Regions from separate parts of the Mus musculus genome. Here all the other regions are linked to region 1. Evidence: chromatin loops called from intact Hi-C (ENCODE). Cell type or tissue: left cerebral cortex. All regions are shown on one strand.

Evidence for each region. Hi-C counts contacts between places; a loop is a spot of excess contacts. Peaks named below come from ENCODE experiments on the same cell type or tissue, not always from the same donor. Only the 100,000 strongest peaks of a DNase experiment are listed, where the experiment ranks them.
Region 2: a loop joins it to region 1, with 2.6 times the contacts of the local background. A loop is called at or near these places in 7 of 42 quality-filtered maps.
Region 3: a loop joins it to region 1, with 10 times the contacts of the local background. A loop is called at or near these places in 34 of 42 quality-filtered maps.
Region 4: it touches region 1 in a loop (2.8-fold over the local background); 2 of 42 quality-filtered maps call a loop at or near these places.

What each region holds. Positions count from the first base shown.
Region 1 is chr1:55,399,779-55,407,778 of GRCm38, forward strand. Plcl1 (phospholipase C-like 1) reads left to right here and starts at 6,168. Exons shown (of 6, transcript NM_001114663.1): 1 at 6,168-6,852. The coding sequence starts at 6,610. It also overlaps the pseudogene Gm8531. In left cerebral cortex, CTCF peaks have their summits at 2,839 (motif pointing right), 4,776 (motif pointing right) and 6,215; DNase peaks (open chromatin) are centred at 320, 4,789, 5,390, 6,046 and 2 more places; H3K4me3 peaks cover 2,610 bases; H3K27ac peaks cover 2,094 bases.
Region 2 is chr1:55,521,956-55,529,955 of GRCm38, forward strand. The region is part of intron 1 of Plcl1 (phospholipase C-like 1); the gene reads left to right. Among named protein-coding and RNA genes, the nearest start is that of Gm39642, 13 kb to the left of the region's middle. In left cerebral cortex, CTCF peaks have their summits at 6,895 and 7,095; DNase peaks (open chromatin) are centred at 3,373, 3,630, 4,634, 6,822 and 1 more place.
Region 3 is chr1:55,870,362-55,878,361 of GRCm38, forward strand. No RefSeq gene overlaps it. Among named protein-coding and RNA genes, the nearest start is that of Gm32949, 14 kb to the right of the region's middle. In left cerebral cortex, CTCF peaks have their summits at 4,007 (motif pointing left) and 4,572 (motif pointing right); DNase peaks (open chromatin) are centred at 3,992 and 4,550.
Region 4 is chr1:55,553,715-55,561,714 of GRCm38, forward strand. The region is part of intron 1 of Plcl1 (phospholipase C-like 1); the gene reads left to right. Among named protein-coding and RNA genes, the nearest start is that of Gm39642, 45 kb to the left of the region's middle. In left cerebral cortex, no CTCF peak of the experiment used is centred here; DNase peaks (open chromatin) are centred at 143, 4,489, 4,866 and 5,413; H3K27ac peaks cover 1,048 bases.

The DNA of each region.
Region 1 (8,000 bases):
AAGATTAAGCTGTCAGGTTAGGTCTTGAACTCCCATTTTGGTTAGGGTAAAATTGGAAGAATGAGCTCTTCAACTTCATTTTATGGAATACAGCATTGTGCAATGCTTGTCCATATCACGCTACTTTATAGAGTCAATTGAGCTCTTTGCTGCTGCTTAATATCCGAGGTGTTTCCTGAAACATGCCTTTTAATCTCTCACAAGCAATTGTGATGCTATCTGAACTGTTTAACCAGCACACTTTATATAGAACAGAGCATGCACGGCACAAGTGCTAAGTGTGGTTCAACATCTGCTGCTACTCTGCTGCAGGCTGAGGGTAGAGGCGGCTGTATCCATGGTGACCCATATGACTCAGTGGGAGTGGGAGCTTCAGGATTGTCGCAGGGATTAATGGCAGAGCAAATGTGGGCCAACAGCTTCACCAGACATTTGGCCTTACAGATTTTTTTTATTATTATTAAAGAAAGGACTCAGTTTTAAGATAGGGATTCATTTCATAAAGTAGACAAACATATAGACAGACAAAGCCATATAATGGAAAACTTAGAACACAAAAGATATAAGAAATCATCCTGGCCATATGGCTCATGGGGTAAAGGTGCTTGCTGCCAGTCCTTATAACTTGAGTTTGATCCCCCAGAACCCATATGGCAGGAGGAGCAAGCTGTCTTTTGACCTTCACACTAGGATCCTTGTACACACACAAATAAGTAAGATGTAAAAAAGAAAAATAATCTAAAAAGAAACCATACTTTACTACTGTGTTACTATTCAACTAAAACCTCTATTACATTTTTAAATGATTACTCCTCCTAAAAGACTTGAGGTGAATGTATCAATAAGATTTATAAAGAAGCTGCAGAAGTAATTTATCAAAACCCTAAGGTTAAGAATGATTGGAGAAACAAACAACCATATTATCTTCCAGTGGGATCTATATTGCTAAAAGACACATAAGCTCCATGTATTGGCTACAGTTAGAGGGGTCCTATGTACAATATGGAGATGTGGGGTGGGTACCTGGGATGAGGGGAAGGAAAATCAGTTTATTTGTTTTTGCACTGAAAGCATCAGACATCAGATTTATGTTCATTTTGAAGAGTTTTATTATTATCATCATCATCATCATTATTATTATTTATAAAAAACTAATTGTATACATAGAAAAGGTGCCAGTTGTCAAATCAAACAAGGCCTCAAGGGCCTTTCGACATAGTTCAATAGTACTTTCCATAAATGTGCCTGTGGCTTCTGCATCAGTAGGGACATAGCCATGGCGTGAGCTTGCACTCCAGGATCCCTGTCAAAGTATGCCGATACACAGAAAACGAGTCCACTCCGCCTGTATGTTTTACATTTACCCTGCATGCACAGATGGTTCCCGGATGGCTGGCTGACTCCTGGTAGTGTACCTTAGCTTTAGAGTATTAGAGTGGCTATGTTGTGCTAATGGAAGAGGCTTGTGCACTCTGCAGGGAGTGGGCCTTTCCCCCCCATAGGAGAGAAGTAGCAGTTATCAGATGTTGAGAAAATATATCTTGAATTTAATGTTTTCAGTTCTTTAAAGCCTTACTAAATTGGAATATTATATCTATTACAAGCAACCTATAATTTCTCATTCTTGTAGAGCCTATCATGGAATGGAGTTTATGTATACTTTGAGAAAATGTTAGTTGATTTTTCTGTTTTTATTACTGAAATTTCCTACTTAATTTCTTAAATAGGCAACAATTTATCTTAGGGAAAGTTTCACCAAAATTGAACAATCTTTAAGTTTTGCTTAGGTTTTCTTTACTGTGTATTTATGCTGCTATAATATTTTATTACAATCACCCTACAAATGTCACTTCCTTGTCCTATCGAGTTGGTGGAACACAGCACTGCTCCTGGATCACAGTCAGTGGATTTGTTAAGAAAACTTTAAAGGCCCCTCACATTAAAGTATTACCAAACAGGCAGATGGGAGAATACATGTTTCCTTACACAAACCAATTTGTTGTGTTGATAACATAGAATTTATCCTAATCAGCTTTCAAACACTGCATTAAATAACTAAGATAATGTGGAGAGTAAAGGTTATTTTGCCCCACAGTTTTGGAGACTTCAACCTGTGACTTATTAAACTTGTTGCTTTGGGCCTAAACATGGAATGCATGTGAGAGTATGTGTGGAATGCATGTTTGAGTATGTGTGGGATGCATGTTAGAGTATGTATGAGATGCATGTTAGAATATGTGTGGCTTGCATGTTAGAGTATGTATGGGATGCATGTTAGAGTATTGTGGGTTGCATGTTAGAGTATGCATGGGATGCATGTTAGAGTATTGTGGGTTGCATGTTAGAGTATGCATGGGTTGCATGTTAGAGTATGTGTGGGATGCATGGTTGAGTATGCTGCCCAAAGACAATTCTGTTCTTTGGCTACTTTCAGGACTTTGAGAAGGGACATATTTAGTTAAGACACTATGATCCTATTCTTGTTCCTACATTAATAATCTCCTTGCTAAATTATTTTCACCCACAGTTTTTTCTCCTTCCTTTTTTATAAGTAATGTCTGCAATACTAGATTGGTAGATTGGAAAATGGGAATGTACCTGGGTATCCTGTCTGTGGAGATATTCAATTGTGTGGTCTGTTATACTGACCCCTATTTGTTTCTCTGAAATATAGGGTGTAATTTCTATGTAAGCAAAACTTTGCCAATTTTAATTGTTAGTGTATCTCTAGTTCTCAGAACTGCCTGAACCAAAGCAAGTGTTCTTTTTAAAAAATATTTATTTATTTATTATATGTAATTACACTGTAGCTGTCTTCAGACACTCCAGAAGAGGGCATCAGATCTCATATGGATGGTTGTGAGCCACTGTGTGGTTGCTGGGATTTGAACTCAGGACCTTTGGAAGAGCAGTTGGCGCTCTTAACCGCTAGCCATCTCACCAGCCCCAAAGCAAGTGTTCTAAAGATATTCATGGATAGATTTCTGTAGTGTTTCAATATGACAAAACAATCACTTTGGCTTAAAAAAAAATGACCCTATCACTTCTCACACGATGAGATTTCTAGTACTCAAGGATCCCAGAATCCCACTTGAGAGAAGAAATCAAAGATAAGAATTAGCAGCAGCAGAACAAGCTGAGAGCACTTGTGAGTTGGGGTAACTCGGAATCTGAGACTCCACTTAACAACTAGGCAGAAACCGAGCCAGGTCTAATAAACCTGAAAATGCGTAGCTGAAAATACGTAGCTGAAAGTCAAATAGGCCAGCTTGGCGCTGCTCATCGCGGGAAGTCACTTCAGAACTGAACTCTGGACCTAAGAAATAGCCAGTGAGAAAAATCAAGACTCCCTCTATTGCTGAGACATCACAGTGAGAGAGTAATTTTGATAACTACTTTCTATGTGCCAGATAATTCCTTGTAAAGAATTCTACTCCATTTTACATATAAGGAAACTAAGAATCAAAAGTTTCAAGTAGAGGCCTGCAAGGTCTCTATGTGACTCACTGGATGAAAGCACTTATCAAACCTGACAATTTGATTTCAATTCCTGTAATCCACATGGTTGGAAGAGAGAACTAATTGCTCCAAGTTATCTTATAACCTCTGCACACACCTACGGTGCGCATGTGCGCACACCCCCCCCCCCACTCTCCACAAAATAATAAATAAAACATAATTTAAATTAGGCTTGAAGTCGCTTGCTGAAAGCTACAACCAGCTAAAAAGCAAGAGAATCAGAGATATGTGCTAGATGGTAATTTCAGAGCCCGTGTTCTTCCTGCTACATGCGTTTCTCATAATAAGTAAGTTCCATCCAGGCACCATTGTCCTGGAGACTAAAAAATGGTTCCTCCACTCCCAATGTCATTCATGCTGGTTATGACAATGTCTTGCAGCAGGCCCAGCCCCAGCCCCATTGCTCCTAGAGTTTGGATCTTGACTGTCCCCCAAACCCCATGCAACTTTGCTCTCTTGGGAGGTGGTAGAACCGTAAGAGTTGGGACTTAGTGGGAGTTTTTCTTGCATCAGGAGAATGCCCTTGCAGGAAACTGTGACCTTGGTCTCTTCTTGCTCTGATTTCTTGCCTCTGTGAGATAAGCAGGCACATGGGGGCATTTTTAAATTTAAAATGGCAGGCAGGAGAAGCCTTCTGAGCTTATGGCAGGAGACAGCAGAAATGAAAGACCCTTTAGATGTACTCCAATATTCTCAAGGCCGAGTGAGTTAGACAACCTCCCTGAAGAGCTCAGAGTCTTCAGCAGTTTCTGTGCATTTGTGCTCGCAGAAGGTCACAAGGGACGAGTGCAAAGGAAGGGAAGATGGAGTGCAACTGGTCGGTCGTGAGTGGAAACAAAACATTTTGCAAACCATATGCTCTATGGATGTAAATATATATGGATATAAATATATAATCATATATGGGTATATGGATGTAAATGTGTATGGAAAAAATATATATGGATATAAAGGCACACAAGCCTGTAGGATAGGAAACACTGGTATATAAGACTCATATAGGAAAATGACGAGGGAGATATCTGCAGCTTTACAGTCTTCAAAGGACAGCTCACAAGTGGCAAGTTGACAAAAGTATCAGAAAGCAGACACCCTGACATCTGTAAAAGACAAAGTTAGGTGTAATAATGAGAGAGCATCAGAAAAACAGTAGCCTAAAATTGGCTATACTTCTGAGGACAAAATATATTTTCTATGTAACAGTTATGAGAAGAAGCGCTTGCTATTTCGGTTGTAGTTCTCAACATCTCACTAGAGGGCAGTGTTGCTTCTAAAACCAGAGCTGGCCTCTCATCTAGAGGACACTCATTTCTGGGTTGCACGTATATTTAAAGAAAAGGTAAAGTCAAGTCTTTCCAGTCTTCCCTAGGAGATGGTAAATGTCAAATGTGAATTCTCCCAAGAGCCCCATCCAATTTTGACTGGTTGTAGCCCCAGGGGAGCCAGATAAAAAAAGTGAAGAGAGCTTGGAAGGAACTGGGTAGCAGATCTGATTTTAGTGTCTGTACTAACCAGTCAGTAGACAAGGTCCTTGGGCTTTCATTTCCTCTGTTAAATAAAAGAGCTGCCCTAGATGACTCCTAACACCCCAGCTCATCCTTAAAATGCTAGAATTTTAATAAATTTCTGGCCCTGAAGGGCTGAAAAATTTCTTGGTGCTATTGGCCACGTAAGGAAGAAGTAAAATCTTGAATTATGAAATAATTAGTAATTTAAATGCATTTAATGATCTAAGTGAGATTCAGTACGTCGTCCAACTCTCCAGGGACCTTAGAGCCATTGTCTACATTTGCTCATGGTGTGATTAATGCTACCGAATCCCTGCTCTCCTCTTGGTTACTAGCTTGGTGGAAGGAGCAAAATGTAATGATTTAGAATTATATGTAGAAAGGAGGCTGGACCCTCGTCGAGAACGGTTTAGGGTAGAGACTAAACCTGCCAATGACCTTGTCGCTATGTGGCTTCCATCATCTCTGTGTTTCATTCGGCGGCGTTCCCAGGGTTTTCGTTGCTCTGCTTCCTCTTACCCTACCTACCCCTTAAACCCAACTCCTTGTTGTATTGACTCAGATTACTGAGTGAATGTAGAATCCGCTCATAGAACCCGAGACAAACTGTGGAACTCCAGGGTCCTAGTGCGTGGACTTCACTTCTAAGGATTGGCAGGAGAGCCAGTGATTGACCCTTGGCTGTGCCAAGTGTCACTACTACACCCCTCCAAACACTCTAACCTTCTCGCTCAACATCTTCTTTATTCCAGATTTGCTGTTTTGCAGTGTTTCCTCCGTCATCTCACTGCCGCCCGCAAACCACCCCACCCGCGTCCCATTTCTTGAACCTTCAGGCCGCTTTCGTCTCCTTTCTAAACTTCCTAAAATGTACTCTGAGTGCCTGTGGGTGCGCACACTGGCGCGCGCATCCTCGCCTAGTACCGGGGCCAGCTGGGCTGGGCAGGCTCCGAGCAACAGAACACATTCCATTCTTCGCGCTCGGGCACACCCCTCCGCGGTGAGGATTGGTCGGCCCGAACCCCCTCGGTGAGCCTCGGCTCCTGAGAGGCCGGGGAGCCTGCCAATCCCCACGGGCTGTCAAAACAAGTCTTCCCTCCCTGTCACAGGCGAGCGGAGTGGAGGCCGCCCCGCCGCCGCACTTCCTGGGGCCGCCGTGCTGCGGTCGGCGGGCAGGTGGCTGGTGGCCGATCCGCAGTCGCCGCTCCGGCCGCGCACGTCCCGGCTCCGAGGCTCCTGGCTCCGGCGCCCACTGCCTTTTGTCTGCACAGAGCCGGCGCTCGCCTCGCGTCTCCAGTACCTCCCGCTGCTTTTCGCCTGCTTCTCCCTCCCGCTCACATCTTCTCCCCGCCCCCGCCGCCCGTCCGCGCCGGCCCGCTGACCTCCTGGACCACAGCCCGAGGACGCCTCTGCCGGAGCGATGTCTCCTTTCTACAAAGTTGTGGCTGCCACTGCAGCGGCCGTGGCGCGCTAAAACAAAGTCTAGCGGGGTTTCCTTCTGGTGCCTGAGCGCACCCGTGCCCGGGGCTGGACGCCGCTGGCGGTCGTGCTGTCTCGCCGGGAGCCTAAAACGTGCTTGGCTATGGCTGAGGGCGCGGCTAGCAGGGAGGCTCCGGCGCCTCTCGACGTTGCCGGGGGCGAAGACGACCCCCGAGCCGGCGCCGACGCTGCCTCAGGGGACGCCCCACCCCCGGCCTTGGGGGGCCGGATGAGGGACCGTCGCAGTGGGGTCGCGCTGCCGGGCGCTGCGGGGGTCCCCGCGGATAGCGAGGCCGGCCTCCTGGAGGCTGCACGAGCGACCCCCCGGCGTAGCAGCATCATCAAGGTAAGCGGAGCAGCAGCGGCCCAGAGCCTGGTATGGGTGCCGGGTGGGTAGGGGACATCCCCCCTCCAGCCCCTGGGCAGGATGTTCATTGCCCTAGGCGTCGCAGGCTGGGCATTGTTTTCTCCCACCTCCTTCATCGCCAAACCTTCCTGCCTAGTCCGGAGGTTCCCAGAATCAGCTGTTGGCCTTGAGAAGCAGAAGTGACTTCCTCTCTGACAGCGGAGGAAAAGTTCTCTGCGCTTCTGCGGTTTGATGGATGCTTTCCCTCATTTTCTCACTAACCGGTGGATGGGAGGAGGAAGGGTGAACTTGGGATAAATGCAGAGACCTGCGGGCTGGCTGTGCATTCTCCAGCGGAGAGCTAGCTTTCCCGAACAGCAAAGGCAAAGCACAGCTTACTTTTAATTGTGTGTGGGAAATCTCCCCCATACAGAAATGGTTCTGAAATCCTGAAACGCCTGAACTTTGCAGATAGGCAGGCAGAGTTTGCAGCGGACGCTGCAGCATAGAAAGGATGAAGGAAGAGCTTAGAGGTTTTGCGCTGCAGAAAACACACATCCGGGAAAACGTTCCCAGACTCCCCTAGCACCCCCAGAGGATTTGCCTTTATCCATCTGCCAAGGAATTGTAAACCTTTCTTCGCCCTATTTATTTATTTCTGTCTTCCACTTTGAACTTGTTTCCCATGTTCGAAAGTTCATCTTTTGGGTGCATGACTTTGGAGTAATCTTTTCAGGTAAGAGCCCTGGAATAGGGCTTCCTAGCATAGATCTATGTGAATACTACGTACATGTGAGATTAAAGCTGATCTTGGTAAAGCAGTCAGTGTGAATGTCCACCCATCTGTGATAAACACAGTACACCACAGGCGACAGCAAAAGGTCTAGGAGCCACCTATTATTCTTTCTGGATAGGCTCATACATTCAGAAAGCTTGCTTAGGTTTAAACCAAGCAATCGCGATGTAATGCGTGTCTTCTTTCCCACGCTAGCAGCACCAGTGTTTGTGCCCACATTCACCTATCTCCAGGCACTATCTATGATTTTTCTCCAGCATGGACACATGGAAATTAAAAAGGTACAGGGAGACTTCTATGTTAAAAGTGGATGGTAATTTAAAATATCCTGTAGTAGTTTGTTTGTTTATCT
Region 2 (8,000 bases), 120 kb after region 1:
TTTTTATAGATTGTTTATTGGTAGATTCAATCAGTGTCCCAGCTTTGATTAATTTGGTAGGTTTTGAACACTGGAAGTTAAACATTCAAAAAGTGTTAGGTCTTTCAAGCTAGTGCATCACTAAAGGATTGGGTGGTAGCTTCAGCAGTGGTTGGAGGTTCCATGGCACGGAGGTTACACTAGCAGGCTGGTGGGTGGCAGATGCCAACCTTCAATGTGAGTGCAGCACTGGATCATGGATGATATTGCCACATGATAAGATCATGTGAAGAGAGCATGGGAGAGAACAGAATGAGAAACAATTTTTTTTAACTAGGCATTTATTTCATATACATTTGCAATGCTAGAGAAACAAATTTGAGTAGATAATTTACCCTGTTCTTTATCTCTGCCAGAAGTTCCCCAGGCAAGAAAGTGAACTTGCTGGAAAGCTGTGGCTTCTCTTTGTGCTCAGTTGATTGCTAGGAGACTGAAATTCTCCTGGAGAACTCACAAACCCTGGGTTAGTGAAGGTGGCAATTGGGGGGGCGAGGGGGGGGGGAATGAGCTTCTCTAACTCCGCACGCACACACGTGTTCATCTATAGAAAGGCGATGTTGCAGGCTCCTGAGGTTTCTCAGCCAGAATTTCAGTTATGAGATTTAGTTTCAGAGACAAACCTTTAACACCCAGGCCCAGGAGATGGCTAGTTCTGCCTTGTGTTACTTTTGACCTGAATTTCTAAAGGAGGCTGTACATTGTACAAAACAAATGTCAAAAGCATGTTGATACGGTTCATGAGATTTTACAGGCTGTGTAACAGGTAACCGAATTAAAAAAAAATTGTGGAGAGTACCCAAAAGGAATTACCCAGTGCTAACATTTCAATACTACCACTTTCCCTTTTAATATTAGTTGCTTCAAGGAGAAACTGTTAATAGTTTATAGCACTCGTCTTAGGACTTCTCTCAAAGCATGGGATTAGTGATATCTCAGACTTCATGGACCCAGCATCTTGGTAACAATTTTATCACCAGATACCACTGGGGCCAGAAAACACAACATCTTTGGACAGTCACAGAGCAGTGAGCTGACTTATGTTCCAGAAAGCCTTAGTTAGCTGACTGGAAAGGAGCCTCGGCTGTTAAGAGCACAGGCTACTTTTGCAGAGGACTGGGGTTCAGTTCCTAGCACGCACATGGAGGCTCACAACTGTTTGTAACTCCAGTTCCAGAGGATCTGTGGTCTTCTTCTGACCTCTGTGGGCACCAAACACGAGTGTGGTATACTTACATACATGGATGCAAAACACTCATATACATAAAATAAAAATAAAGAAGTCTTAAACAAACAAACTAACTAACTAACTAACTAACTAACTAACAAAGACCTTTGTTAGAAAAGCAGTGAGTATTGGTGGTGGAGGTGGGGTGCATGCCTGTAATTCCACGCACTGGGAGGCTGAGACCAGAAGATCACTGTAAATTGGAGGTCAATCCCTCTGGCTACAGAGTGAATGTGAAGTCAGCCTGGGCTACACAGTCTCTGTCTCAGTTCCCCACCCCCAACTAACCAACAAACTAACCAACCAAACAACAAATATGCCACAGTTAGCTGATCCCAGAGAAGAATCTGACTACAGGATGCACAACGGTAGGTTCAGAGCAGAAATGCTGATATCATCTTTTCTATCTCATTAAAAAACTTGGGGATGGGAGCTAGTTCAGTGGCTAAGAGTGCTTGCCATGAAAGCAAGAGGACCTCTCGAGTTCAAATCCCAGTACACATGCAAACATATGTTGAATTGTTTTTAACTCCAGCGTTGGGGAAGCAGAGACAGGCAGATCTCTCCAGATCCAAATAGTGTGGTGAGCATCAGGTTCTGTGAGAAAAAGTCTCAAAAAATAAGGTGAACGGTGATAGAGACATGTGGGGTACCCCTTTGGCTACGTATATACCCACATGTGACAGCAGACCTGCACACATGTTCACACTCATCACCACATAGGCCCCCCTGTACAATCTAAAAATTGCATTAATTATTAAACAACTAGGAAAGAATATCCACTAAATTAGAGGAGGTCATAGGGATAACAAGACAGCGACTAAGAAGTAGAGCACAACTGTCCCCTGTAGCTGTCCCTGCAGCTGTGCCCTGCAGCTGTCCCCTGCAGCTGTCCCTGCAGCTGTCCCCTGCAGCTATCCCTGCAGCTGTGCCCTGAAGCTGTGCCTGCAGCTGTGCCCTGCAGCTGTCCCCTGCAGCTGTCCCTGCAGCTGTTCACTGCAGCTGTCCACTGCAGCTGTGCTGTGGCCCTGCCAGCCCCCTTTCCTTCTCTAGCTCTGTGGGTTTTGTATCTGAGTTTGGTGCTTTTCACTCTTTTTTTTTTTCCTTGACAGCATCACCCCATATCCTTGAATTGTCTTTCTAGGGTTAAAAGGTTGTCTCTGGTATTCAAATGCTAGAGAAACATGGGTAGGTTTTGCTTAGAGACAGCAGCACAGGTTTCCAGAGTCCTAGCGGAGCACCTGGGCTTTGACTGTCTTCATGGCCTGGTCTTGGGCATCTTATGTCATCACAGAGAATGTGAAGGGCAAGAATAGTGTTTAGCGGGTTTCCAGTCCCACCTCTTTGAGAAAATTGTTGTCAAGCGAGCCTCTTCCTGGAACGAAAGTTCTATTGTTATGACAGTAATTTTACTGTGACACATGCCAGTCCCACAACTTTACTCAGTTACATTAATTGGAGAAAAACAACAACAACAAAAGATTTATTTTTCATTTATGCATATGTTGTGTCTGGGTGAATTTATGCCTCATGTGGAGTCCATAGAAGGCACCACATTTCCTGGAACTGGAGCTAAAGGGAGCTGTGAGCTACCTGAGGGTTCTGGGAACTGAACTCAGGTCCTCTAGAAGAGCAGGAATCGCTTTCTTAAACTGCTGAGCCATCTCTCCAGCCTGGAGAAGCACCTTTATTTAAATAAATTAAAAAAATTTCACATTACAATGTAATTACATTATTTCTCCCTCTGCCCTCAACTGACAAGTAGATCATGAAAATGTGATGCATGTACACTATAGAATACTAAAGAAAAATGAGATTGTGTGAACTTTATAGGTGATAGATGGAACTGGAAGAGATCTTATTAAGTGGAGTATCAAGGACAAATGCCCCACGTCCCCTCCCCTCTGAGACTCCTAGCGCCAGATCTTTGGATATGAGTGTATAACTTGGACTACCTGCAGAACCCAGAAGAATAAAACCGGGGCAGGGAAGAGGGAGGGGCAATAGTGAGGACTAGCAGATCACGTGTGATTTGAAGGGGAAATGGGGAAATGGAGGGAGAAGCTCTAGTGAGAGAAGGAAGTAGGGGATGAATACAGAAGAAGGAAGTTAAAGTGACAATGAGGGTGTCAGAGAACCTGAGGCATCTGGGGTGGAAGATTTTATGTCAACTTGTCACAAGCTACAGTCATCTGAGAGGAGGGAACCTCAATTGAGAAAATGCCTCCTTGAGATGGGCTGCGGGCAAGCCTGTAAGGCATTTTGTTAATTAGTGATTGATGTGGGAGGGCTTAGACCGTTGTGGTGGTGCCTCCCCTGGACTGGGGTCCTGGGTTCTTTAAGAAAGCTGGTTGATCAAACCCTAAAGAGCAAGCCAGTCAGCAGTTTCTGCTTGCCCCTCCATGGCTTCTGCCTCCAGGTTCCTGTTCTGTTTGAATTCTTTCTGTTCTGACTTCCTTCAGTGATAAACAGTGGTATGGGAGTGTAAGTCAAATAAATCCTTTCCTCCCCAAGTTGCTTTTGAATATGGAATTTCATCACAGCAATAGTAACCCTTACTAAGACACAGCCATAGTATTAACTATGTACCTAAAATAGCTATAATATGTGTTAGTCATTGTATACATGTACATAGAGTGTTTGACTGACAGTTTCCACCTGGGCTGATAATACCTCACAGCCCCCACCAAGAGTCACAGACTCTCAAACAGAAAAGCAGCCCTCTTAGAGTTGTTGGTCAGGTTCTCCAAGAGACTTCCAAAACCAGTATAGGTTATTGCTAGTGACGTGGCTGACTCTCAGAGGTAGAAGGTAAGTCCCTATTGTTGAAGGCACCACTTACATTAGATATGAGCGCCTGAGAAAGGCTCTTAAAGAAAAAAAGTTTAGTTATGGCATATACAAGAAAGGTCACTTATATTCAGTTGGTGATAAAAGTTATTAGTTCTAATATTTGTATTAGATATGTAAATGTTAGATATTAGGATGGGCACCTTTCCTTGCTTTCTTGGTACAGCAAACATTCTAGCACGTGGATTTTCAGAGCACAGGGGCGGGAACTCTTGGAAAGGGGTTTTGCCCTGTGCTTACATGGAAGTTCCATTCATTTCACTTATATATCTTCAGTTGATTGTCACTAAAGACAGAAACAGTTTGGCTGTACATAATTTGCTTGGTTCACTGTAGGCTTTCCTGTAGGCTGCTTCATCTACCATATGTTTACCTCGTTCCCTAGTGAAGAAATTGGATGGTAGGGTAGTAATTGGATGGATTGGTGTCTGATGAAAAGAACTGGGGTTTTACTCTTGGAGGTTGGCACTGTCTTCTGACATCCCTCAGAGACATCTCGGAGTGTTTTCCAGGTTGTTACCCCACTGTACCTTTCCTGGTCCATCACCTCATAGTTTGGTTATTTAACTTAGTGCCTCCCTCTTTTGCCTCCCACGTTTCAGTGGTTCAAGTTTGGCTACACATTGGAATCATCTGAGAGTGTTAAAAATACATGGATGCTAGTGGATCCCACAGAGACTTGTATTTAATTGGTCCCGAGCACTGCTTTGGTGTACCAAAATTGTATTATTTTAATCTTTCTTCAGATAATTCGAAAGTACAGCTATATATGAGAGTCACTGCTTTACAAAAGGGTCGTCTTTTAACCTGTTACCCTATGGGAGGGATATTGAACAATAAATAGACCTTGAAGAGTGATTACATTTGGCTCTTGGCAGGTTGCTGCTGCTGCACTGGCCCAAGAGGTCTCTGGATTAGCGAATGAAACACACACACACACACACACACACACACACACACACAGACAGACACACAGACACACCAGCTAATTTTGATATGACTGGGCACTTCTAAACCTCCCCACAGCTACCAAACACTCCCTTCTGGTATTCCTGACATAATATCTTTTAAAAATCTATATTTCATGTCTGCTACTCTAGACCCAGCCACTTTCCTGGATTCTCACATGCCTTGTGGGCCTTTAAGTTTCATCTTTCTGCTTCCCCATAGTGACGATTCTCTTCTCTCCCCCACTCTCCCTCTCTGTCTCTCTGCCCCCGTCTCCCTCTCCTTCTCCCGGTCCCCACAATCTAAAAATCCCACCCTGCCCTGTCTCCTTGCCCAGTCATTGGCTGTATGGCAGCTGGGGGGCAGGAACCTTTAGGTCTGGAAATGTGCTTTTGGGAGCTGAAATAAGACAAAACATTAGAACCAATTCCCAACACAGGAAAAGAGAGATGCGCACAGGATGCTGACCAGCTTCGGGGCTTGTGTAGATGGTTGAGGGTGCCCTCCACTGAAATAGCCAAAGTAGACAATATGCTCAGGAGAGAAAATTAGCCATGAGAATTTGGGCCACACAGGACATCTTTTTGGAGATTATAATTATTAGTAAATGCTAGGAATGACCAAATATGGAATAGGGATTTATTCCCCCACTGCTTAAAGTATGGATGAATCCCCATTGGGTAGTTAGCAGTTATTGTTTAAGTATTTTTTTGCGATGGAGAATGAATGCCCACTCTAGCTTTGCATGCTAGGGTAGTTTAGTTCCTTACAGACAATGAAGTCTGCTCCTAACCTCTGTCTGATGATCCTTTCTCTGCTAGGAGCTGTTCTGAAGTCCACCATTTCTCCCATGTGGTGGCCTTCAAGCCTCAGGAGAAACTGACTCTAAGTGTTGTTATTCTTAGCCTTCCTCCCAGGTCTTCATTTAATCCACTTGCAATGGCTAGACTTCCTGGTACATTTCCCTACAGATCAGCTGGAAGTAAATGCTAATTTAATTCCCTGAGCTGGGTTAATTAAGAGGATAAGTATTTCTTGACCACGTCTTCATTTAGTGACACTAGACACCTGATGTTAGGACAAAAAGATTATACTGTTCATTTGACATGTAGAAAAGGGATTTTTCTATAAAATGCTTTTTAAAAATTTATATCCCACTTAAAAATTACTAGATTTTAAAACAAGGTTTATGTAAAAGTGTGTTGCATTTTATTGAATAAGATATTCTTATAATTATTTTAAGAAAATTATCTCAATGTGGATAAATATGACTGCTTTTTTTTGAAAAAAAAAATGAAGTTAATGGTCATTTAAGACCATAAAATTATAGCAGTAAATTTATAGAAAATCCCAGTGGCCAATGGCCAACCCCCAACCAACGGGAAACTTCTGTCAATCCTCATATAGAAGATTATTTTATTTTGAGGTGCTGGGTATCAAACTAGGTCTTGTTCATGCTGGGCAGGTGCTCTACCAAGGGGCCACCCCGACCCGCTGTAAATCTTTCAAGGAAATGGAAATGACATGTATTTCCCACGGCTTCTATTCCAAAAGGTATGCACACATTTGCATAACTGGTCTCTCTCTCTCTCTCTCTCTCTCTCTCTCTCTCTTGCTCTCTCTCTTTTTCCTCTCAGAAACTGTTTTGAACTCAGAATGTGTTGTTTAGATCATGATTCATACGTCAGAGTCTTGCTTTAGGTACTTGGCAGAGCCAAGGAGTGTTTCCATATATAGCTGCAGAAACCTTTGTTGCCTCTTCTGGTTTGAGGAGGTATTATTCAAAGTTCATTCCTGAAGTTTTTCCCTTCCAGAAGCAGCAGCCATGGGCACTGAATCTATGTGCTGGAGGAAGTAAAGCTTGCTGTGTGCCCTGTGTCCTGAGCACCTGCTGAGTGTCCTCTATCACCCCTCAAGAATGCTCACACATCCATCTGTGGGTGACAGTTATTCATCTCTTCCGGCCCACTTCCTGCTCGTGGTCCCGGGAACCCTCAGAACAGCCTCTGCAGAGATGAATCAAGGCAGTGCCTAATTTCCTGAGTCATAGCCAGAGGCTCCCCAGTTACTCTGAGAATGGGATCTGTTTACCTCAGAGTTCCCTCTCTGGGAGGGTATTTGGAATTTTGGATGGTGGCCTGGAATTTTGGAGAGAGGAGTTCTCTTGGGAAAAGTTGTGCTGGTAGCAGTCAGCTTATACAGTTTATGCTGTCTGCCCTTTGCTAAGGGTCGTGTGATGTTGCAATTGTTTTTTGGGAAAAGGAGAAGTCCAGTTGATGTCGGTTCTGTCCAGTTGATGTCAGTTCTGATGTCAGTTCTTATACTTAAGGCTGGTTTTGTCACCTTCAGCCATTAGTGTCCAGAAGTAAGCTCTTCATGGTTGCTTTCCTCCTCTTTAATTACTGTCCTTGTCTAGCTCGTTTTCGAGTCAGGATGAGGCAGGCCTGTGCTTGACTCTTGGTGTTCTTTGGGATGTTTCCTTTGGGCTTGTTTTTGCCACCTGTAAAATGGGGTTAGTGATGTTTAGTGCACAGGGTTTTAGACGAGGATTAAACGGATTTGGTGATGTAATATACACAAAAGGGTTTAGCAGATCTCTTCAGGAAGGCAAGTGCTTTTGATCACAGCATCTTGGGCTTCATGTTGCTCAATTCTGGGTTCTATCCAACTGCAGCTTCAGATGTCCAGGCACTTATATTTAGGAACCCTTGCTTTGTTCCTCTGTACCCTCCTCAGAGACTATTTTAAGTTTGAAGTGGACTGTGTCATCCCTCTTGGGCAGCAACTAACATATTCAAGGAATGCCCCCTCCTCTCCAAGGGCTTTCCCAGTCACTGCTCAGCCCCACCACTGCTCGGAGAGCTTCTTCCTTTGACTATAAGGTCAGTGTTGTTGTTTGCAACCTCTGGTTTTGTTTTTATCTTTTCTCATGGGCTCT
Region 3 (8,000 bases), 470 kb after region 1:
GTTCCTGCTCGCCACCCCTCACCCTTGACTATTTAGATACACTCTGCTTTTTCCTGCTGCAAGACTTTTGCATTTCTGTGGTTTGTAGGTAAAGACATTGGGCCAGAAGCTCATAAGGTAGGCCCTGTTGCTGTAGGGCTTCTGGAAAAACCTTCCTGCCTTGGATTTTCTGTCTTAAACTGTGTCATATGACTGCCCCTAGAGACGATAGGAACATGAACTGAATTATTGCCAATAGAAGCTTAAACAGTATTGAAAAGTAAAGAAGAAAAAGTATACTTGATGCAAATTCAAATAGCAGCAAAACATGCTATGACCTCATTTGTCTTAGAGCTGGACACATGACATCCCACCCACTCACCCCGGCCTGGGCAGGGACTCCCATTTACACTACCATGCTTGGGACGTCAAGGTGACAAGAAGCATGAAGCAGAGACTGATAAATGTGGATGCTTAGTTAGCCTTCCCCTGATCAAACCACCTATTCTTCAAATGGATCTTTCCAGGTCAACTAGCATAATCAAGATAATCCCTTACAGGCATGGCCAGAGGCTAACTTAATGTGGATAATCCATTAAAGTGTGTCCATGGATTTATATCTTAGTTGATTCTAGGTCCTGTCAACTTAATAATCATGATTTCTGTGCTCAGTAGATATTTTTAAATGCATATGAAGGCATAGCTAGGAGAAACCAATATGCAGAGAAAATGTTGACTGCCAGCACAATTATTGCAAACTAGAAACATATCTGTAGAAGTTTCTAGAAGGTTAAAAAAATTAAAAAGCCAGGACAAGACAGAGGTTTCTACTTAAGGTCGTCACACTATACATTGTGGTTGGAGAATCTTTGGTGTGTTAGTACATAAGTACCTCTGGATGGCTATATGAGTCACTTCTGATCACTGTTACCAAATACTCGGCAGAATGAATCTTGGCTCACAGTTTCGGAGAGTTTGGTTCATTAGAATGTGGGTGATGTGGTGGATCAGAGCAGCTCATTTCATGGCAGAGAGGTAGCAGAGACAGGGGAATGCCAGCACTCAATTGGATTTCCCCTCCCTCCTATTTTATTCTGTCTGGCCCACGCATTCCCACTCTTAGAACAGGGCAATTTCTCTGGAAATACCCTTATAGACAGAGCCAGAGCTGTGCCTTTCCATCTCCTAGGTGATTCTAAGTCCTACAATACTAACGATGATGAGCCATCCGGGCCACTGAAACAGGGAACAAATGTAGCCTCGTGTGGCCCATGCACCCTCAAGCAGTGTGGCTATTTCCACTGAGTATCCCTCCTCTGTGCCCCATACCGCGGCATTATCAGAAGGAGATGAGAGCATCGGCCAGCAGGCCCTCTCCTTCCTTCTCCTCCAGCTCTGCACAAACACTTCTAGACATCGGAACTCTGTTTGGTTTTGCAAATAACTGCTCTGAGGACCACCTTTGGGTCTAGAGTGGGGATATCAGTGTCCGAAAGCCCCTATGCTCCCTGGAAGAAAATTAAGAGCTTCACAGATTCTAAAATCAGGCATAGATAAATTTGGGTGGAGAATTCGAGGTTCTAAATCTATAGCAGGTTCTACAGATAGGTAGGCCCAGGAGAAGCTGGCGAGAGGCCCCAGGTCTGTGTGTGACAGCATGATGTCTAGCTGCAGGCTGGCCAAGGAGTCTGCTTTTGAGCAGGTGTCACCTCCTTTCCAGAGATGTGGACCTTTGCAGGTAAGCTCGTGGTAAGGGACGGGAACTTTTACCTTCCTTCAATACCAGAATTCCATACTAGCTACTTGCAGACAGGGACCAGAGAGCTGAGGAGCTCAGGTGCTGGTGGTCCCCGGACCAGAGAGCAGCAGGGGACAGTACAGAGAATGCTTGGGGAGCAAAGGTTCCAGGCACAGGTTTTACCAGGTCACCCTTCTGGACTCTATACTACTGAGTGGGGCTTAAGGCAGAAGAAAAGCCAGAGGCAGTGTAATGGACAAATTTAATCAATAAAATATTTCTGAGGGAAAGAAAATTAAGCAGAGTCAGGTACCATGCTGAGGGATGTTGATGAGGTCAGCAAACTTCTTCAGACAGGCATACATAGGGCAGTGTTTAAAATGACTTCACTTTGTGACAGCTTATCATTTGTGTAAATGTGAGCTATGGCCCTACTAACACTTGCCACTGTCCTGCTTTGTGTAAGGCACCCATCAATGCATATATATATATATATATATATATATATATATATATATATATATATGTGTGTGTGTGTGTGTGTGTGTATGTATATATATATGTATATATATATATAATGATAATGATGTTATTTAAACATGACATTCAAGGGTGGGGAGATAGATCCTATAATTCATACAATTATATATGTGTGTGTGTGTGTGTGTGTGTGTGTGTGTGTGTGTGTGTGTGTAAATTTCTTTCTCCAAAATAATGCTATTTCCCTATCCCACCCATCTCAGTTTTTGACTTCTTCTGAGATCCAAGAGAAAGGAAGGCAGAACAAGAGAAGCAACCCAGGGAACGTTTGTATTTGTGGCAACAGGGAGCTAACAGTGGGATGCTTTTTTTTTTTCTTTTTCTTTCTTTTTTTTTTTTTAACATAGTTGCTTTAAAATTTTTCATTTCCATTCAGCTTTTTTTTTAATTAGGTATTTTCTTCATTACATTTCCAATGCTATTCCAAAAATCCCCCATACCCTCCCCCCCTACTCCCCTACCCACCCACTCCCACTTCTTGGCCCTGGCATTCCCCTGTACTGAGGCATATAAAGTTTGCAAGACCAATGGGCCTCTCTTTCCAATGATGGCCGACTAGGCCATCTTCTGCTACATATGCAGCTAGAGACAGGAGCTCTGGGGGGTACTGGTTAGTTCATATTGTTGTTCCACCTATAGGGTTGCAGACCCCTTCAGCTCCTTGGGTACTTTTTCTAGCTCCTCCATTGGGGGCTCTGTGATCCATCCAATAGCTGACTGTGAGCATCCACTTCTGTGTTTGCTAGGCCCTGGCATAGCCTCACAAGAGACAGCTATATCAGGGTACTTTCAGCAAAATCTTGCTATTGTATGCAATGGTGTCAGCGTTTGGAGGCTGATTATGGGATGGATCCCCGGGTATGGCAGTCTCTAGATGGTCCATCCTTTCGTCTCAGCTCCAAACTTTGTCTCTGTAACTCCTTCCATGGGTGTTTTGTTCCCAATTCTAAGAAGGGGCAAAGTGTCCACATTTGCAAAACACATGAAACTCAAGAAGAACGAAGTGGGATGCTTTTTAAAAAGCAGCTGTTACAACTAAGAACAGGTATAGACCGCCTTCCTCAAGGAAGCCAGTCCCTACCCCCCCTCAAGCAGGACAGGTGTGCTCAGGCAGCCAGAGTGACTGGCAGGCAGGCGGAGGACCAAGCCAAGTCTCACCTTTGCACAGGAGTCATCCTGTGAAGGCTAAGAGGGTACGACCAGTCCTCTGCTTAGCTCCCATTTGCTGTGCAGGTCTCTGCTATGTACCCCATTCTTCTTTTGACCAGTCAGTCCTGTGATTCTTTTCTTGGCCACTGGAAGTAATATACATTTTAGGCTAAAGTTAACAAGCAAGATATTTGTCTTGAATGCTGAAACCATGGTGAGAAAGGCAACATTTATTATACATTTTTCTTTTCCTTTTGAATTTCTGGGGATTATACACAAGAAAGTATAAGTCTACCTCCTCACCCTCTAATGTCATGTTTAAATAATAACAACAACAATAATAATTGCAAAAACAGCATGAAAATATAAACTACTGAAGTATACATCAGTATCTTGGTTTTGACAACAGACCAGCTATGCTCCATCAATGGTAATACAAAGATTCCTTACAATGACAAACAAAAGAAAGTTCAGAGAGACCAGGCAGAGCAGCACATTATTCCTGATGTGCTCAATCTTGGGATTCTATTGGAACAGCAGCTGCTCCAAGCGGTAGCTGGTGTCCTGTGCTGGGGATATTCTGTGGTGGGTTAGTGCTGCCATCTAGCGGCCATATTGCAGCATTCGCCCTCATCTCTTTCCAAGACTCTTGAAGTGTGATTAAATCTAAATAGATCGAAGGTCAAGAGACAGGTTGCAGAAGCTCCCAGATAAACAAGATTTTCGATCTATGCTTACGTTTAACCTGCTAGTTCATGTTTTATTGAAAAAAAAAAAAAACAAAAAACACAATGGAGTCCTGTGTTCAAGGACTCATGCTGGCTGTGGTGTGTGCCATGGAGAAGCATGGCAGAGTCTTTGTCCCAGAAGAGGCTTTAGAGTCTGGGAGGGTGGAACTTTTTGCCTCATCCTGCTTCCCTCAGTGTCACAACTAAAAATAGGAGCCTGGAGAGAGGTGTAGGGAGGTAGCAGTTTGTCTCAGATCCCACTATTTTCGCAATGATATCCAGCTGTGAGGGCTCTCCACCCACAGTGTCCTGAGATCCAGCTGTGAGGGCTCTCCCAGCTGTGAGGGCTCTCTATTTGTACTTCTTCTTACCTTACAGGAATTTTGTCCTTAACATGCAGAGACAAGTATCAGAGAGACGCTCCTCTACCTCTATCCTGTAGGGGGCAGTAGAAGGATCATTAAGGAGTGGGTTGCGGAAGAGGCCTAGGAATATCACAAGGTTCAATTGGTTCTGCTAAGCAGCCTGCTCTGTGAGTACCACAGCCAAGGTAATAGAAAATGTACGCAAGGCATCTATACTAACGATAAAGAACCAAAACTAAAAAGACAAGATCAATATCTTAGGCTGTGAGCTTGTAGCAACCACTGATTCTTGCCGTGAGCTGCATCCCGCCTAGCATTTGACAAAGCCCTGCTAGCAGAGGTGGGTCTCTGAAGGCTGACCGGAATTTCATAGTCACTTTGAGGCTAGCCAGAGTTCTCTGCCTGCTGATCCTGAGACTGTACACCAAGAGAAATTCTGAAGGTTGCTTTAGTCAGCTAGTTGTCAGGGGATACAAAAAAGTAGCCAAACCCCCATCCTCAGTGCTTGTGAGAGCTGGATTGGTGTCATGACCTGTTCTTGCTGAGCCCTGAGCCTTTCTTTTATGAAAGAAACCCGTCTCAGGTTTTCTGCTCCACAAGTAAGGAACTGATGTCAGTGAATGGTACTCATACATTGCCTTATGATCTTCCAAATGCCTAATTTATCTACTACTTAAAGTTTACCAAGAGGGCTATACCCTGATTTCTTATTTTTCTGATTTACTCTATATATTTACCTATTCTCCAGTCTGTATTGCTAAGATCCATCTTGGCCATCTTACTGCATACAACATAAAAGGAGATGTGTCTGTAAGTCAGCAGAAGATAGAAGAATTAGGCTGTATAGACCCAGCACACTTGGGTGGGAAGGGGCTCACTAGGTTAGTGAGGGTCTTCAGACATGGGCATGACTATTGACTGAATGTCTATTGTAACCAAGCCTTTCATGGTCCTAGGTTCATATATCGATTTTAATGTTTGAGATTTACTATCATACATACAAATAAGATTTCTTTTCACCTTCCTGTAGTTGAGGACCTAATCATTGTTTTATCATGGTTGTTTATTGATCTTGGTTGATAGTATCATTAAAAGCTAGTATTCGTGTGTGTGTGTGTGTGTGTGTGTGTGTGTGTGTGTATGGGGGAGCATGTGTGTGCACATGTGTATTATCAAAAAGGTTTAGATCCTAGGTGATGAGGAGGTCAGCCTGATTTGCAGACTCTCCCATTTGGACATCCATCCATGTTGTCACTTTGCAATACACTGTCAAATCTTCCCTCTTGTTGGTGATTTTGTGTGACTTTCAGTGCAGTTCAGGGCAGGTTTCCTTGGTGAGGACATAAGCCCAGGGTCCTGGCCACTCTTTTGTCCTAGAAGGAGTTCTTCTGTGTTTGTATTAGCTGAGCTCACTCCCAATTTTGTTGTATATTCTCTTCTACTTAACCAGAACACACACACACACACACACACACACTTACAAAATTATAAGTAGCAAAATTAACCATAAATATATGCATCGATACACACATATCTGTGTACATTTCTTTCTTAATGAAACAGCGGCAAGCATGCACCTCATTCTTACTGTATTCTATTATCTGTTCCCTTTTGTGATTTATTGTCTTTTTTTACCTTTTGATTCTGACTTCGAACTCATTGTCTTTGTGAATCAAAGAAGTATAGTAACTCATAATACTATTAGGGATTTTATTGTTTAATTATGCAAAGATTATTTATAATTTGAATCAAATTATATTCTCTTATTTTGTAGAGATTAATTATTTATCTCTGTGTGTGTGTGTGTGTGTGTGTGTGTGCGCGCGTGTGCATGAATACATGCCACATGCTTCTGTGTTTGGGTGCCTGAAGAGGCCAAAAGATGGTGTCAGGTCCCCTGGAGGAGCTGGTTCCAGGCAGCCGTGACCAGCCTGATTGTGCTGAGAGTCAGACTTAGAGCCTGTGGAAGCGTAGGAAATGCCCTTCACTCCTGAGCCATTTCTCTAGCTTTCAGCCATCACAGCTTTTTGTCAAGAACCTCTGCAGCGGGAGCCCCTGATCTTCTAACACCACTCCTATCATTCTCCACATTGTTTGCATTTTCTAGAACCCACAGGGTATCCTGAATGTATCCTGGGACCCTTCAGTCAGCCCATCAACTCTGAGTTCTCCACCTCCGACCACACCCTGGCAGAGGGCTGTCTCAAGCCACACGCCAGGCCACGCACGAACTCTGTCTCTAGTTCCAGAAGATTCCCCATACTCACCAGTCCGGGAAGCTCTGGAAAGCTCCCTTTATTCACAAGACTTGGAGTTCCTGCTGTAGTTAGTTCCAGATTCTAAAGCTGCCTTCAGCATCTCCAATCTCTGATTCACAGGAGGAATATTTGAAGGCCCTGACAAGATGGACCCAGGCACTAGAGAGGCTGGAGGGAGGGCTAGTTTTGGTAAGCTCCCAGGATTCTATTGAATATTAAATTGCAGGGTGATGATTGCTTAAATCTGGTGTCCTCAGGCAATCACACAACGGATATCTGGACATTCAATATAAGTCTGAGGGATGAGATTTGAAAGCTTTTAACCTAATGCATATCCAAAATATAAAAATAATCCAATTGGTTCAGGCAGTTTCTTTTCTATCACCTCTGTGAGATGCTGTGATTGTGAACTGGGAAGCCTCACAACTCACCAGGCACTCACCTCACCTCAGCACTTTCTGTTGATGCGCATCTTTATTTTCAAAAAAAAAAAAAAACCCAAAAAACAAAAAACATGTTTGAACATGAGAGAGAGAGAGAGAGAGGGAGAGAGAGAGAGAGAGAGAGAGAGGGAGAGAGAGAGAGAGAGAGAATATGCTTACTGTTAGTGTGTGTGCCCACATGCTCATGAACACACAAGTCCATGTGTTGGGCATGACTAGAAGTCAATTTTGGATGCCTTTGCCTTCATCATTCTCTGCCTTTAATTTTGAAGTTAGGGGCTCTCACTAAATCTGAAACCCTGAAACTCATTGGTTTGATTTTTTGGGACCTGAGCTCTAGGGATCAATGTGACTGTACCTCACTCTCCCTTGCTCAGGTTACAGAGGTATACCCTAATGCCCAGCTTTTACGCTGGTGTTAGGGAGCTGAACTCAAGTCTTCATGACTGAGCCATCTCCCCATGCTTATAATTTACTCAAGAAGGAAACCCAGTCTCTCTGTCTCTTGAAGGGCATGACCCACCCAGTCAGGTGATTGCAATAGGAGCGTCTGTTTCTTTTTGCCCTTTGGTATTGGAAGAAACCTGGTGATAGTTACAATGCATAGAATCTAATTTGTCTCATCAAAAGGGAATTGGGAGGAGGTTCTTGTGGTGTGAGGTAATGGAAACAGGCTGTATTCATTAACAAAAGGCCAGTGGACAGGCATTTCTGCTTTGCCTTTGAGAGCTGTGGAGGTGGACCCCACTGGGAGGATGCCTCCCTTGGCTGTGAGCTTGGTTAGTCTGCAGGGAAGCAGG
Region 4 (8,000 bases), 150 kb after region 1:
GCATGCCTGATTCTGAGTGACTGTGGAGAGAAGAGGCCCTTCGTGACCTTTGTGGATAGAACACTGATACAAGATACATTGTACTGTGTTAAGTCATGGGGAAGAAAGGACACCTTTTTAGGCAGGTAGCTTGTGTTGCAATTCTGGCTACACTATGCCTAAGGGAAAATCCTTTGGCTTCTCTTCTGCTCTAGTTCTCTTATTTGAAAATGAAGATAACACTACATTTGTCATAGGATCATTGTGGGATTCTGGAAATAACTGTGACCATCGCTTCCTTGGCACAGAGTCTCTGGCAACTGGAGTCTTGTTTGTCTTTCAATATTTTTGGCTCTTAATTCAAAATTTGTCAGTGGTCCCTTATGTATACTTTTTCATATAATATAGTCAGTGCAACACTGTTCAGAAACTCCTGCTATTCGTACATGGTGTGTCATACATAGGACAACTGTCTCACACTGTCTTAGAATGTTTCCTGGAAGGCTAGCTTGTGTCATCTTTCTCTTTAGTGCTTTGGATGTCAAGTAACTAGTGTGGGAAACCTGAAGAGATGGACACTGCTAAGTAGTTTGAAATGCAAAATCAGATAAGCGAACAAAGCCCAAAGGAAGACAGTTTTCATTCTTAGTATTATAAATTGTTACTAGTTTTCTAGCTCCTGAATAGAAACTTGCTTCTTTTTCTTTACTGTGAATCAAAAAATGGCTTCATTTTATCACAACATTTTTGTTAAGTATTAAAAGTGGAATTGTTGTAAAATAAAACAAATGCACAGTAAGATATGAAGGAAGCATCTACATCCCATGCTTATAATACTCATAGCTGCGTGTACTAATGACTGTGATAAAGGAGATACACCGCTGGAGTCTTATCCTTCTAGAAGAATGTATAAACAATGTGTGGAGTGATCAGCACATTTTCTAAGAATTTATGGCAGCTGTTTTCCAAAAGTGGACACATAGTGTCATTTGTAAGACAAAGAATAAAGGCCATTCATATTTGATTCATGAGCAATTAACTTCGAAGGATTAGGGGAGATTAATTAAAGATATGTTTGTGCTTTTAGATCTAGTGGATGTACTTCTTCTGCAAATTTGGTTTCTAAGGGATAATAGTAAAACATTCAGGGTATGTTAAATATTTACCAATTGTTGAGTGTTTTAATGACAAGGAAACCATGAAATAGGAAAGCAACAGTCGCTTTTTAAAATAGCTGTCTTTCTAAAAATTCAAAACTTTCTAGCTGTAGTAAGAATGTGTGCCTTGGGTATAAATATTAGCATGCAGAAAATACACATTTAACTCTGACAACTAAATGATTTTTTTTTACTCAAAATCAATGGACTTTAAGCAGAAAAAATGTTCTCAAATACAGTTTTTATTTCAAACAAACAAACAAACAAACAAACAAACACCAAAACTCTCCTAAGGTAGCACGGCTGTGCATGCCTGCGCAGACCTGTTTCTATCTCTTAGATTCCATGTTTATTCCCCTTTGTTTCCGTCTCTCCCACCAGAATTTTCTTGAGGTTAAAGTGCAAAAGGAAAAGAATTTATCTTTCTTAAAACATTGGCTGGCTTTTGCAGTCCTTACTGATCTTTCTCTTATCAGGGTGTTTACAAACTTTATATTGGTATCTCACAATTCAACAGTATTAACAGAGTTTTGGGTTCCTTTCAGTTAGTGTTTCTGCATTCTTTGGGCTCAGTTATCCCAAGCAAATACCCCCGCTGGCAACTCTCAGCATATGTAAAATAAAGACAAGTACGGGTTGAGTAAAGATTACTACTACTGTCATCATTGTCTTCTTCTCTCCCTCCTTCTTCTCTCTTCCTTCCTCTTCTCCCTCTTCCTCCCTCTCTTCTTCCTCTTCCTCCTCCTCTTCTTCCTTAAATTTTTTTTTTTTATTTTGCCTGTATGAGGGCTTGGTTGTATACATGTATGGGCACAATATGTGTGTTAGAAAGGGATGTTGGATCCTGTGGTGGTCTGAATGAGAATGGTCCCTGTAGGCTCATAGATTTGAATATCTGGTTCCCAGTTAGGGACATTTTAGGAAGGATTAGGAGGAGGTGTGTCACTGGGGCAAGGCTTGAGGTAGAAGCAGATCATGCCAGGTCAGTCTAGCTCTCTCAGCTTCATGCTTGTGGATCAGCCATTGCTCCAGTGCTCCCCACCCCTGCTGCCATGTTTCCCATCATGATGGTCATGGACTGACCCTTAAAAACTGTAATCAAGCCATCAATTAAATGATTTTTAAAAATAGGTTGGCTTGGTTGTGCTGTTCCTTCACAGCAATAGAACAGTTCCTAAGACCAATTCCCTGGAGCTGAATTACTGATGATTGTGTGCTGTGCTGCCAGATATAAGTACTAGAAACAGAACTTGAGCTCTGTAAGAGCAGAAGATGTTCTTAATAACCAAATTAAAAGCCTCAGCCTGACGAGCTTTTAAAAGTTGCTGAGATATTGAAGGCAGTCACGTCACCACAGACATCTTTTCAGGTGAACCTTCCATTGGTTTTGACAATGGTGAAGTTCTGGTAGGATTCACCTTTACATTGTAGTTAATCTGAGTTGTAGTAATCCCAACAACAGTAGTCATAGCAGCTAGAGTATGCATGCTCTGTCCTTCCTGTTATTAATTATATTGTGTATCTTATGCTTTCTGCCCCATTTCATCCTCATAACAGCCTCACGAGAAGCAATTCCACAATTATCAGTGGCTTACAGACCGTGGAACTATTGTGTATCAGGCTAGGGTAGTTTGATAAAGTGAAATCTCACAGGACCAGAATTGGATTCAGTCCTTGCAATTTACACACCCTGTGAGCCAGGGTGAGGTGGCCACTGGGTTATATGGACATATTCTGGGAATCATGGGCAGTAACATGTTCATGATGGTCTGAGGATGGCTAATTGAAAACATTATAGATGATGTATTTAGGGTTTCTATAATAATTAGGACTGATCTATAACTAAATAATACATTATAAATATATAATATATAAATAAATGGAATATAGATACTGTAGATTTTTCCCCTTTTAAAAAATTAGATATTTTCTTTATTTACATTTCAAATGTTACCTCCTTTCCTAATTTCCCCTCTGAAAATTCCCTATCCCCTCCCCCTGCTCACTAACCCAACCACTCCTGCTTCCTGGCCCTGTCATTCCCCTATGTTGGGGCATAGAACCTTCACAGGACCAAGGGCCTTTCCTCCCATTGATGACCAAGTAGGCCATCCTCTGCTACTTATGCAGCTAGAGCCACAAATCCCACCATGTGTTTTCTTTGATTGGTGGCTTAGTCCCAGGAAGCTCTGGGGGTACTGGTTAGTTTGTATTGTTGTTCCTCCTATGGGACTGCAAACTCCTTCAGCCTCTTGGGTACTTTCTCTAGCTCCATCACTGGGGACCCTGTGCTCCATCCAATAGATGACTGTGAGCATCTACTTCTGTATTTGTCAGGCACTGGCAGAGCCTCTCAGGAGACAGCTATATCAGGCTCCTGTCAGCAAGCTCTTGTTGGCATCTGCAATAGTGTCTGGGTTTGGTGGTTATTTATGGGATAGATCCCCATGTGGGACAGTCTCTGGATGGTCATTCCTTCAGTCTCTGCTCCAAACTTTGTCTCTGTATTTTGTTCCCCCTTTCTAAGAAGGATCAAAGTATCCACATTTGGTCTTCCTTCTTGAGTTTCATGTGTTTTGCAAATTGTATCCTTTAAGATAGAAAAGGTGAAGGGCTAGGGTATTTGCTTTACCTACTAAAGGTTGTGGGATTATGAGAAAATATATAAAACAAAGCATAAATGAATAAATAAATAAATAGGAAGTGCATTAATGAATAAAAAGACGAAGAATGCCTCTTGTTTTTTTTTTCCTGATAAACATTTGTACATAGTGATATAGTTCTTATCAGTCTGTAATTTATGAACACACTGGTTAGGACATTATCAGCAACATAGTTTCTGATACAGAAAATACTAAGTATTTACAAAAATATCTGTGGTAAGGTAAAAATATGTGGAAGATTTATTTATATGTCATGGAGGCACGCTGGGAGGGGATGCTAAAAATTGGCTCAGTGGGAAAGAAAAGCAAGTTAGTTTGCATTTGGGGGTGGGTGCTTCAAGTCTAACCACCGAGCTTCATACCTGGTTACAGCGTTCAGCTTCTCAGAAGGAATGTCTTCCCCAGAGAATACAGCACCCTCAGAAGTTTTCTTGACTTAACGTTTCCCTTTTCTGGCTGTTGAGAACGAACTTTCAGGTCCCAAGGGGGACTGGTGTTCTTCCACCATGTGGGTTCCAGGGATCAAAATCAGGTCATCAGTCTTGGTGGCGAGTGTCCCCACTGAGCCGTGTCTCTGCCTGCCTACCTTCTCAGCCTTAATCTACTATTTTAAGAAATAACCAAGTATGCTCCAGATTTGGAGAGTAAGGAGCTTGTGTCCGCCTGTAACAGACCACAGCTGCTGTTGGAGTCATGTTGAAGGATGCTACCATATTTAGACCTTCTCTGTAAGGTCGTCTGAGACAGAGATCCGAAAGGGGATGGGCTTTTCTAATCTGGAGTTCAGCATTTATGGTACCCCCCACTTACCATCTTACCGTGCTGCCAGCCATGACAATGTGTATTCACCTTCTTTGGTGACATTGCAAGATCCACACAAGAATTTGGCTAATTTATTCTGATATCTCTGAGGACTACCTTCTGTCTTTCTCTAATGCTAGAAACACAGCCAGGGCATCCTAACAACTAATTTTATTTTTTTTCCCAAGGCAAACAGCCAGGTGTTATGTAAGTCAACTCACAGGATGTCTTTATAAGAATCTAGAGAAGTGGCTACACTTTGCCAGATTTAGAAAAATCTCTGGCTCACTTGAAAAGGCTATTTGGAATGCTGGATTCTCAGTAGGCTCCTTTTCCCATGGCTAAGACTTATGATTCAAGTGTGCCTAGGTGAGATATTAATAGCCTCCCTGTGGGGGTAGGTGGTTTCCTTCTGTCTTAAGAGGGGTATCAACATCTACGTAAATTACAGAGAAATTTAAGGTCATGTTATGTATAAATTAAACAGTTAAATTTAGAATTAGTTTAAAAGTATTTTTATTTGTTCTTTGATAATTTCCTAAATGCTTATAAGGTATTTTTATCATCTCCATTCTTTATCCTTTCTCTGACTGCTTCTGGCCCACTCTATGTGCCACCTCCTAACTTAATGTCCTTTAGTTTTTTTTTTTTAAATTTATAATTAGTTTTCTTGCAGTTCTGAGGACTGTGGTAGGCATATACCCAGCCGTTAACACTTATAATTAGTGACATTATGTTCAGATGATGTGAAAAATAGGCAAGTCAGGAATCCTTTTTACTCTCTCAAGAACTACATGAAGGATCTGTTTTGTGAGAAATGCATATTATTAAGCTTAAATTTAGGACCAGCGGTGACTATGTATTTGTGGTTTGACAATGCCATGCTGCTTTTGAAACTGGTTATCCTATGATACATTTTAGCTAAACACATGGAGTTTCAAAAATCTCATTTCATGCAAGGAGATTTAAAATTTTTTCCTGATATATTTTGTGGATAAACACTCAAAATGCTATGTAAGTTTTGTACAAGAAGTGCATTCTGTTTTATATTATTGCTTACATAAATGCTTTAACTGTCAACGTTAAAATCCCTTGGCTTTGCATTCTGTAGCATTAAACATAAATGTTGTGTATTTTATGCTAAATACTAAATGTAAGGAGATACTAGGAGTTTCCAAACAGTTATTTACAGAAAAAATGATCTCTAATCTATCTTATTTGTAAAGAAATACGATAGACACTAGCCAGTACTTCAGGTGTGTGCAGATAAGAATCCTAGACTCTTTGGGTAGACTCTATGCTAACATTATTGCCACTGGGATGGCTCTCAGCTCTGTAGATTTTGAAAGTACTCAGCTCCCCTTCCAGCTTACACTAGCTCCCTTAATTGAAAAATGTTATAAGAACCATATAATGAAACATTAATGGTATAAATGGATCCATGAATTGTTTTCAAAATTGAAATGATGGCTGAGTCACTATTTATGTCTGTTTAATTTGGAGACAGAACTGGGCCACACGCATGATATTTATAAAGCATATTAAGCACTTAGATGCTACAAAAGTAGGAGACACAAAGGGAACCATTATTATTTACACACCTTGGCACAAACAATGGAAAAGTAAGCATGCATAGAAAAACCTCTGGTAAAAATAAGAAACATGTGGATAGTCACTAAGTGCATTTAGCTGATGTCTTTCGTTCTAAAATTTCTGCTTTTATACTTTAAATTTTAAAATGCTGTTTGCAGTGGGAACACTTTGGTGCAGGCATATGTCAAATAACTAAATGAGAGCCCATGGTTGCCAATGCATATGCCTCAGTGAATTGTTAATTCTTAAATTATGGTTATGAATACATTAAAGTTTTCAGGCAGCTGCTGCCTAGCCTCGTTATGCCACAATGACATGATATATTATAAACGTTGAGATCCGTACGTTTATGCTAGCAGCCTTGTAAACACTCTAGAAGGAGTACACCAGCTCCCAGTGTCTTCGTCATGGCGATAGACGGCTCTCCCTCTTGAATTTTGTCTGGAAGGCTGTGTGGACCTCTTCTTCCCTTGGAAGTGACTTCGCTGGTTATTAGCTGACCAGCAGTGGGTGACTTGTCCCAGTGCTGTGACTCTCAACGATTCACTGGAATCCTCTGCAGAGATTCCTTCCAGAGTCTTGTAGGCTCTAAGGACCTTCAGTAGGTTAGGCCAAAGGTGTGAAGAAAAATGAGTGGTGTGGAAAACCTTCTCTTATGCCTCTCCTCTCCTGTTTCTCTTTCTGTGGCTTGCACCAGCTCATCTTTTCTCTATTTTGTTCCTCTGTGGCCAGAGAACAGTGGAAAGAAAGGTGGGAGCCTCATACACTTAACACCAAAAGCATTTACCAAGCCAAATGTCATCTAATGGTTTTCTCGTTCCATTTGTTCTGTGGTACACATACATCATAAGAGGAAAGAGAAGGCTACTCTCCTGGTATCAATCAGCATAGAGCAGTGCATGGGAAATTTGTGTACGTGAGAACTAGGTACAGAACTTCCAAAGTAAAGTCATGTAGGTCACAGCTGCTTTGTATTGACTCCAGCAACCGAACAGTGACTGACATAGACTGGAATATGCACCACCTAGAATCTTTTAGCAAGTTCACACTGCTACAGGAGAAAGTGGTGGCCTCTTAGCACAGAGGACTTCCCACATCACTCTGAACACATGTCTTAGAAGTGACATTGGACTGAGCATGGGGACTGCAATAGAGAAAGGACTGAAGGAGCTGAAGGGGTTTGCAGCCCCATAGGAGGAAAAACAACATGAACCAACCAGACCTCCCAGAGCTCCCAGGGACTAAACCACCAACCAAAGAGTACACATGGAGGGACACATATCTCCAGCTGCATTTGTAGCAGAGGATGGCCTTGTCTGGCATCAGTAGGAGGAGAGGCCTTTGGTCCTGTGAAGACTCGATGCCCCAGTGTAGGGGAATGCCAGGGTGGTGAGGTGGGAGTGGTGGGTGGGAGAGGAACATCCTTGTAGAAGCAAGGGAGAAAGAATGGGATAGGGAAGTTCCCTTTTCCCAGTTTCTGAAGGGGAGACCGGGAAAGGGGATAACATTTGAAATGTAAATACATAAAATATTCAATAAAAAAAGAAGTGACCAATCTAAAAGAATTTACTACATTGGTTTAAGAAACTATAACTTTAGGCGTTAGGACTGAAGGTGATTTGCTTGCCACAAACTAGAATACATGAAAATAATAGCAAGCTTCTACCTTGCATGCTGGGTAGTTGCTGGGCAGTTGCTGGGCAGTTGTTCATTTGGTAAGGTATCTTTTATACCTTTATACCTGGTGATTTTAGGTGAGAAATAGGGGCTTAAAAAGAGATGCAGTAACTGGGTCTTCCATTTTCTT